2 separate regions of the Mus musculus genome follow, and region 2 is linked to region 1. Evidence: chromatin loops called from intact Hi-C (ENCODE). Cell type or tissue: left cerebral cortex. All regions are shown on one strand.

What was found. A loop is a pair of places that touch in the nucleus more often than their neighbours do. Peaks named below come from ENCODE experiments on the same cell type or tissue, not always from the same donor. Only the 100,000 strongest peaks of a DNase experiment are listed, where the experiment ranks them.
Region 2: it touches region 1 in a loop (2.6-fold over the local background); 4 of 42 quality-filtered maps call a loop at or near these places.

Annotation. Positions count from the first base shown.
Region 1 is chr1:21,965,340-21,970,339 of GRCm38, forward strand. No RefSeq gene overlaps it. Among named protein-coding and RNA genes, the nearest start is that of Kcnq5, 5.9 kb to the left of the region's middle. In left cerebral cortex, a CTCF peak has its summit at 2,012 (motif pointing left); no DNase peak of the experiment used is centred here.
Region 2 is chr1:21,676,467-21,681,466 of GRCm38, forward strand. The region is part of intron 1 of Kcnq5 (potassium voltage-gated channel, subfamily Q, member 5); the gene reads right to left. Among named protein-coding and RNA genes, the nearest start is that of Kcnq5, 280 kb to the right of the region's middle. In left cerebral cortex, no CTCF peak of the experiment used is centred here; DNase peaks (open chromatin) are centred at 518, 921 and 2,941; H3K27ac peaks cover 3,177 bases.

The DNA of each region.
Region 1 (5,000 bases):
CTTCTTGCTTGCTCAGTGACTTGCACCAAGCCTAGTCATAACAATAGGCTTGAAATCAGGGCAGAAGCCCCTGACTTCCTGAAAGAATGCCCTTTAAACTATACCATCCATGTCTGTAGCTTTTATTCCCTCTGTGGTAATCCATAATCGAGCCAATAAGCATAGCAGCTGTACTGCATTTCGTAGGTATCTATCATTATAATCAATGGCCATATTAAAAATAGCAGTGTGGTGTGGCAAAGTACTCTTTTTTAATGCAGAATAATAATTCCTAAGAGATATGACACACACCTCTTAGGTGTTTCTCCAACAACCTAAAGCCAGGGAACTCACCACAATATCAGAGACCATCTGTACTGGCTAGTTTTGTGTCAACTTGACACAGCTGGAGTTATCACAGAGAAAGGAGCTTCAGTTGAGGAAATGCCTCCATGAGATCCAACTGTAAGGCATTTTCTCAATTAGTGATCAAGGGCGAAAGGCCCCTTGTGGGTGGGACCATCTCTGGGCTGGTAGTCTTGGTTCTATAAGAGAGCAGGCTGAGCAAGCCAGGGGAAGCAAGCCAGGAGAAGCAAGCCAGTAAGGAACATCCCTCCATGGCCTCTGCATCAGCTCCTGCTTCCTGACCTGCTTGAGTTCCAGTCCTGACTTCCTTGGTAATAAACAGCAGTATGGAATTGTAAGCTGAATAAACCCTTTCCTCCCCAACTTGCTTCTTGGTCATGATGTTTGTACAGGAATAGAAACCCTGACTAAGACACCATCTGAGGCTGGCCAGACTGCTAGATGTTCTGATAATTGGAATCTGAGGCCTGCATTACTTTGTCAATGAGAAATTGTCCACTTGAAAACAGCCTGGCCCGAGGGCACAGAAAGAATGTAGGAGATGTGAACTGAAGTTCTGAGAATGAGGCCACACCTGTGCTAAACATTCTACAAGGCCGATAGACTGGAACCTCTCTGATTATAGAGAGCTGGAATGCTGTGGATATACTGATCTGTCTTCAGCATCTCCATTGTCATTTCTGGCCCACCTCTGTGTTTGACCTAACTTCTATTTGACTAGCTGGTAAAATCTCTTTTATCTTCCACCAACCCAAAGGCAAAGAATGCCATCAGATGATACATGAGGCCTGTAGCAGAGCTTTACTGATATCCACACAGATGTGGTTTTTAAATGCTTTCATTTATAGCATTTTCTGTTCCATACCTATAAAAAGCCATTCCTAAAGCTATTACTACATTGGATCTTGGAATTCAGGAGTCAACTGAATCAGTGTTCTCATGACATGGTCTCTCATATTTGGCCCCAGGATACACTATGCCTCATTCCCTTTGAGGTGAGCACTGTGGTTATACTTCAACCATGTGTATGTGGCTGTCACAAGTGGGTTGGTGAGGGGCTGGACACAGAGCTTCAATAGATCTCCCTGTTCCCAGGCCAGCAGCTACCTTTTTTCCTAAAACTTCCCAAATATTGTCCTGATCAGCACTACCAAAGTAAAATAATTATACTTACTATGTGTTCAGTGTGTGCTAACACTGGTTTAAGTCATTATTTCACTTGGTTTAAACAGTAACCTTATAAGTATGTGTTTTTAAACCAGAATTCTGATTATATTTAAAAAGAAGAAATAGATTCAGTGGTCATCTTTAGTTTTCTGTGAAAATAAAGAGTCTTCTTATGTAGGTATTTTTATTAAAAAATTTAAAGCAGACCCAAGTCTTGTGGTATTGTTTTAACATTGGATGTATATTTTGATCCTTTCTTAACACTAACTTCAGGTTAATTCATGAAGCCCTACTTACGTAGCCTACTCTAGCAGATTACTTTGCCAGTCTTATCTCTTAGATACTGTTTGAAAGCTTCTTCTGAGGCACGACTTAAATGGAATCGTTAGATTCTTCCATGATCCATACAGCTAGAAATAGTCAAGTTGATACAGAAGTGAAAAATCTCCTGTGAGCTAGTGTATTAGAAAATTCTGTTATAATTCTATGCCCCCTAGTGGTACTGACATTTTACCATTATTCTTCAATGAGGAAATATAAGGATGCATTCTTTATGAAGCTCCTATCATGCATCTATTCTTTCTATATGCAATCAACAAGTGCCTTAGATAAAAATAGAAATAGTCCTGTTTTTTAGCATGTTCAAATCAGATGAGAAAGAGGCATAAATTAAATCATTATGACATAGTGCTGAGTTCAGAAAAGGTTACGTAGAATGCCATGCAAACTACAGAGAATTTCCTGGAGGATGCCATAAATGGGAAGGTATTGAAGAAGCAGCAGATTGCACTGAGGACATGAGGGCAGCATCTTCAAAGAGAAAACATTGGTGGAAACAGACCTCACCATGCTTTTAGAATGACAAGTAGTTAGGCTGTACTCCAGTTGAGCTGCTTTGGAAAACAAAGCTGTATGCAGGAGGCAGAAGAACCGCCACAGGAATTCCACTGCATAGGGACTAAGGCAAGACTAGTCTTGTATCCTGAAGAACGGAGAGCCACCTGAGACTATTGAGCAAGAAATCTTTTCTTATTTCCACTTCCAGAACAGTGCTCACTCAGTACAAACTGAGAACCTACCAGAGATGCTCATTGTTCCAAGTCAGAGGAATCAAAGATGATGACCTAGAGAAACACGTACACATTTTACTGTACTCAGAGATCAGTGCCTTATTCAGTCATCATGAGAGATGCTTCTTCTTGGAGCAGATAGAGACAGATGCAGAGACCCTCAGCCAGAGATTGCACACAGAGTGAGCCCGTGACATTTTACCATTATTCCTCAATGAGGAATTAAAAACTCATTTTTTATGAAACTGCTACCATGCATTTATTCCCTCTGCATGCAATCATCAATAAACAGGTGTCTTACTAGTTGGAGTAGTATAAAAATGAAAATACAAATAGTCCTGGTTTTTTAACATGTCCAAATCAAGTAGGAAAGATGGATAAATAAGTTCTATTGGATGGATTAAAAAAGGTTGTAAGGAGGATGTCTCCATTACTTACCTCCCCTCAGAGCTCAGGGAACCAACCCTGTGGAAGAGGAAGGTGAAAGAGTTTAAGACTGTAAGAGCCAAAGGGGTTGGAAGACACCCAGAGAACATGGTCCTCCGAATCAGCTGAGCAAAGTTCCTATGAACTTAGAGAGATTGAAGCAGAGAAAGCACAGGGGTGACACAGGGCTGCACCACGTCCTCTGCATACAAGTTACATCTTTCAGCTTAATTAGTATTTCATGGGACTCCTGAGTGTGTGAACGAGCAGGTCTCTGATTCTTGTGCCTGCCCTTGGGATTCTTTTCCTTTTGTTGGGTTGGTTTGCCCAGCCTTGAGGTGATAGTTTTTATTTTATCTTAGTAATAGATTTTTATCATTTTTGTCGTATTTGGTTGTTATCTCTTAGAAGCCCGCTATTTTTTTTGTTTCGTTTGTTTGCTTTTGTTTTGTTTTGTTTTGTTTTGTTTTGTTTGAGACAGGGTTTCTCTGTATAGCCCTGGCTGTCCTGGAACTCACTTTGTAGACCAGGCTGGCCTCGAACTCAGAAATCCGCCTGCCTCTGCCTCCCAAGGGCTGGGATTAAAGGTGTGCACCACCACGCCGGGCTCACTATTTTTTAATGAGAGTGACAGAAAAGGATTGGCTGGAGAGGGGAGGGGAGGTGGGGAGGAACTAGGAGACACAGGGAGGGGAAACTGTAATCAGCATATATTATTGAAAAAAAGAATCTGTTTTCAATAAAAGGAGAAAAGTTAAAAATAAAGAAAGGAAGAGAGAGATAGAGAAAGAGAGTGTAATGGTTTGAATATGTTTGGGCTAGGGAGTTGCACTATTAGAAAGTGTGGCCTTGTTGGAGAAGGTGTGTCACTCCTGGTGTGGGCTTTAATACTGGAGTTCAAGTTGCCTGGGAGTGAGTCTTCTCTTAGAGGCCTGCAGATGAAGATGTAGACCTCTCAGCTCCTCCTGCACCATGCCGGCCTGGCTGCTGCCATGTGCCCACCTTGATGATATGGGACTGAATCTCAACTAAGTGTTGTCGTTATAAGAGTTGCCTTGGTCATGGTATCTGTTCACAGCAATACAATTCTAAGACAGAAGGAAAAAATGAGGAACAGAGGGAGAGGGAAACACACACACACACACACACACACATACACAAACACACACACACACACACACACACACTAAACCAGAAAAGAAAAAAAGCCTGAAAAACAAGAGCAGTTAGGATGAGCAGAAGGAACAGAAATTAAACCAAAACTAGGCAACTACTGAGGAGTCCTCCACTGTGAATACCAGAAGAGGAAAATAAAAGAAAAAAAGATTAGACACAGTAGGCATTTTCAGTTTAGCATCATTTCATTTTCTCGAAGAATTATATAAAGAAGTAGGAGGTATTTGAAGATGTAGGAATGAAAACAATTTTTCTGAAGATGATGGAGAACCAACAAGCAGAGGATTTGAGTTAAATGATTGTTCTAGAGAAAACACCATGTTGGCTAATCTAGGACTTGAGTGTTCCTGATCCTCATGATATATATATGCATTTGTCAACTGACCTGAGCTTTTAACTGACACTGTATTACTGTTAACTGGGATATCCATGACATCTTTGATGCATTACATTGATTTTATTTAGTAAAATGTGCCATATTTGATGACCGAACTTAAAAAAAAATCCATGTAATGATGTATAGTTTCTGCTTAATTTTATTAGTCGGAAGTACATAATAAATAAACCATATTATTCCATTAAATAATATTAACCCATTTATTTGGTTTTGTTTGTAATACAAACTGAGCGACTATTCAGATTGTTCAGGAGAAAATAAACTTATAAGAAGAAAGTGACAGGGCTGATCCGATCCTTGTGAATTCCACACTAAGACTATTGAAAGCTAGAGAAGAGAGTGAGGCAGGTTTGCAGTTGGTAGAATAAAGGACATTCAAGTTCCTGGAGTGTCAATCAAAAGTATGTTTTATCATTTAT
Region 2 (5,000 bases), 290 kb before region 1:
ATTAGTGCGAAGGAGTCACCTCATTGGAATTCTCCTCTTTATCATCGGTACAAACCCAGTTTCCAGCACATTTCTATTTTCTTTCCATCTATTCTCCCACCCCCTGAAAGGCCTGAGTATATGTGTTGATATCAGAGGCATCCCAAGGATTTTAAGACAGCGATGCTATCTGGTAGTTACTATAGTATAACTATATAATATTCAGGGCAAAACCTGAATTCTTTTTGCTTTGCTTGAGGAATTAATACTTGCTATTAATGCTGTGTAAACAATAACGTGGCTGGGGAAAACACATAAAAGGAGGACTTGCTACCATAGAAACCACCATAGAGTCTGCTCGGTCAGTGTTGTTCCTAGAGTTGTGTAAAAGAACTCAGCTTTAATAATTTAACATTAAAAATGAATTTTTCTCCAAAAGACCAATATATAGTGATGACTCAATTCCCTGAGATTGTCTACCTGGGATCAAAGCCAAAACCAGCTCATTTCCTCAGCCTAGGGAGGATTCAATTAGCAGATTCATATGGGGGCTCTGTTTGCTCTACAACCTCCCCGTGAATTTAGAGACAGTGTGAGCTCCTTGGTACAGAATATGCTCTTTTGCAGGGGTGATGTGTTTCATGGATCTTACATTTCAAGACAGATTTATTTTTATGTGTGAATATTCAAAGACAGGATCTTATATAAATTGTTATGTAAGGTTAGACGTGAAACACATGTTCAATAATGAACTTGTCATTTTTTTCTGGAAATAGATGCAGAGTTTTAAAACAATTATAGAAAAGATTTTTATTTTTTAATATTATTCTTTTTAAAATTTTAAATTATTTGATCTACTTTTGAGAACTTCATATACATTTACATTATTTATTACTCTTCTCAACTTCTCTTGTGTTCCCCAACCCCAGGCTTTCTCCAGCTGCTGCTATGAAACACCATGACCAAATGCAAATTGAAGATCAAGGGCTTATCTAGTTTATGTTTCCACATTGTAGTCCATCACTGAAGTCAAGACCAGAACTCAAACAGGGCAGGAACCCAGAGTTAGGAGCTGATGCAGAGGCCATGAAGGGGTGCTGCTTACTGGCTTTCTCCTTGTGGCCTGCTCAGCCTGCTTTTTAAAAAATGTATTAGTTATGTTATTTATTTAAATTTCAAATGTTATCCCCCTTCCCAGTTTTCCCTCTGGAAACCTCTTGTGCTACCCCCTTGCTTCTATGAGGGTGCTACCTCACCCACCCACCCACTCCCACATCACTGACCTAGTGGCCCCCTATACTGGGGCATTTAGCTTTCACAGAACCAAGGATACCCCTTCCCATTGATGGCAGATAAGGCCATCCTATGCTACGTATGCAGCTGGAGCCATGGGTCCATCCATGTGTACTCTTTGGTTGGTGGTTTAGTCCCTGGGAGTACTCAGGGGCTGGTTGGTTGATATTGTTGTGTTTTCTCATAGAACCTATGACTACCAACCCAGGAGTAGTCATACCCACAATGAGCTGTGGCTTCCCACATCAATTACTAATTAAGAAAATGTCCTACCTCCAGTCTTGCCTACAGCATAATTTTTTGGAGGCATTTTCTCAATTGGGGTTCCAACCATCAGATGGCTCTAGCCTATGTCAAGCTGACATAAAGTTAGCCTACATGAAAACATGCGCCCTCCAAAGTACCTGGCTTGAGCCTAAACTGTGAGGATTCAAGATTGTGGTTCTGCCAGGGCTACTCACTCTTACCTGCAAAGCTCTACCACTTCCAATTAAATTAGCATAATCAATTCCCAAGATTCTATTTGGGAAAGAATCTCAAATTTGTCTTGTATCTTTAAGGCTTGATGGTTCTTTAGCATAGTTCAAAGGTTGCTCTTAAAATAGGGATGAGGGATAAAATATATCAGTGCATGAAAGCGACCCTGAAGAGGCTGTGATCATTGTTAAGGTCTGGACTGGATGGCCTCTATCGACCTGAAAATGCACCCCTGACACACTCCTTCTAGGAACAACCAAATGATGCATTAAGGCTGAAAGTCATCTTGCTTCCTTTTCTATACCTGGTAACACAGCCAATGGAGCTATCCCAGCCTTTCCATAGTGGATCAATTATACTATTTTATCAAATTCCTTGTGATTTTCTTCCCTTCTTGCCTGGCTTGAAGAGAGACAGCAACTTTGTCGAAGTCCATCTGGATATGCCAGGATTTCCACTCCAAGTTGTTAAACCTAATGGCAAAACCTTCTGGGACCTGGCCTTCAAGTACAGGGACCCCACTGATGGGTTTAGAACAGTATCCTCCAAAATATAGCACATTGGCACCTATAAAACCAAAATGGCAGAAGACATCCTCAACTTGTTTTCCATAGTGCAGCACATACCAGATCCTAGAAAGTCACACTCTATTAGCATCTCTTCTGAAGTGACCATAAGACCCTGTTTCCAGAGCTACTTTCCTCACACCAATGGGAAGAAGCATTCGTAGCACAAATCAGTTTGCTAAGGTCTCCTGGACATTACTTTGAATCATGCCCCTTCATCTTCTGATCACATTTTCCCATGACTTTTGCTTCTCTCTCAGGCAAAACGCATAAACTCAGAAAAGTATATATGCTTCATTGTTTCCTTAAAATGGGCTTTTACACCATGGCAATTTAGATAAACTTGTCTGCTCACCCCTTCTTATATGTTTTATTACAACAACATCGGCTATGAACCTAAGATAGGAAGAAAAGAAATTTGTTTTTCCTTATATCACTTAAGATGTGGATGTGTTCTATGTGAGAACACACAGAGATTATATAACTTTTGGTGATGAAATCATGCAAAAAAAAAGATCCTACCAAAAATCAAGGAAAGACATAAGAATGGGTTTTTGCTGTTTTACAAGAATAGCATCTGTAGGTGCTGGGGAAACAACACTTTCCACATATAAGATATCAAAATCCATTTTCTTTTCTAATTGTATCCTGTGTGATTTTCTATGGGCACAAATATCATGTGCAATAACTCAAAGTCTTCCCGAGATCCTCAGGACACGGTGCAAATCCCTGAGGAAGATCTGCAATCTTGTGGTATTAAAGTCACTGTTAAAGTCCTAGGATGAGCTGCTTGCCTCGGATGTTGACTTCCGTCTTCATTTGTGCAATTTCTGTAGTGTTACAAGGAAAGATTATGAGTTTCCTAGGACTGATCAACGTCAGCAACGCCACTGAGTAGTACCTTACCAAATCTTATATGTGACAAGAAAGCAGAAAATATCAAGATATGTCTGGAAGTACATATTGAACCTAATGCCCAAAAGATTACTAGTTTTTATTAAATTAGTCTTAACACATCATGAATAATAAAAACAGGAGTATTGCAACTTTAAGCGATCATCTAATGAAGCCATCTAAGAAAGTTTTACCAGAGTGGTCTGTTCTGGGAGTTCTTGATTAACCACAGCAAGGATATCCTTTTTTTTTAAAAATTATTTATTTTATTTATATAAGTATACTGTAGCTATTTTCAGACATACCAAAAGAGACCATCAGATTCCATTTTAGATGGTTATGAGCCACAATATGGTTGGTGGGAACTGAACTGAGGACCTCTGGAAGAACAGCTGGTGCTCTTAACCACTGTGCCGTCTCTCCAGCCTAGTAAGGATATTTTTAAGAAGCATTTTTGTTGGTGCAATGGTGCACATCCATCCTTCTTGTGCGTCTTGCCCTCTGCTAGACTTTTAAATAATATAATCTAATTAAAATATGTGAGCGCTTCCTGGAGACTGGGATCATTACAAGAAATTATCTAGTTCAGAAAGCTGACAGCACTGCTCCTGTCTAATGGCAAGCTCAAGAGTCCTCAGCTCAAATGTAAACTTGTATCAGTATGCCAAAATTCCTTGACATTTTTCATTACATGAACCCCAAAAATCTCTCCCAAAAGTTTAGTAGAAAGCAAAGCAGTAAAGTGTTAGTCCTGGGAAGTCACAAACATTTCTGAAACTAATTCAAAATCATTTTGGATTATTAAGGTAATGGAAAGTTCTCTTCATTAGTGGAAGTATGTATAAATATAATACATTCATGATCATTATACAAATGTTGTAGATTAATGAACCTATTATGTCTTCTGCAATGCCACTGAATAATACCTCACCAAATCCTATATGTGACAAGAAAACAGAAACTATTTAGATAACTTGATAGGTATCTTGACAGCCCGGCATGACTCCACTAAGTAATACAGTGGGGATTTAAGATCCTGTCAACATATGGGATGAAGATGCTATTGACTATGGAATAGTGTGCTGGATAACTTTGTGTCAATTTGATACAAGCAAAGTCATCTGAGAAGAGGAAACCTCAACTGAGAAAATACCTCCATAAGATTGGACTATAGGCAGACTATGAGACATTTTCATAGTTAATTATTGATGGATGAAAAGGGCCCAGCTCATTGTGGATAGTACCACTCCTGGGATGGTAGTCCTAGGTTCTATAAGAAAGCAAGCAGGCTGAGCAAGTCATGATGAATAAGTCAGTAGAGCACTCCCCCATGGCCTCTGCATCAGCTCCTGTGTGGAGGTTCCAGCCCTGCTCAAGTTCCTGTTCTGACTTCCTTCAATGATGAGCAGTGACATAGAAGTGTAAGGAAAGTAAATCCTTTCATCCTCAACTTGTTCTTTTGGCCATGGTGTTTCATAGCAGCAAGAGAGACCCTAACTAAGATAGGCACACACGGCAGCAGCTCACCTATTTTGGCGTTCCAACTTCTTCCTCTCTTGGTTGTTACCAATTAGAATGTTTACTTGTTTGAAGCTGGCAGGGAAGATTGAAGGCAGACAAGCTCATTGCCAAGTGGGAGAATTGAAAAAGGAACATGCCAGCCTTCCCAGACACAAAAACCATCAGCAAAACTGCCAGCTCAGAAGTAATGGAATTATTGTCTTTAGATGACACAATATCTTTAAGGAAAGTGAGGAAAATGAACCATTCACTTGACGAGCAACACTATAA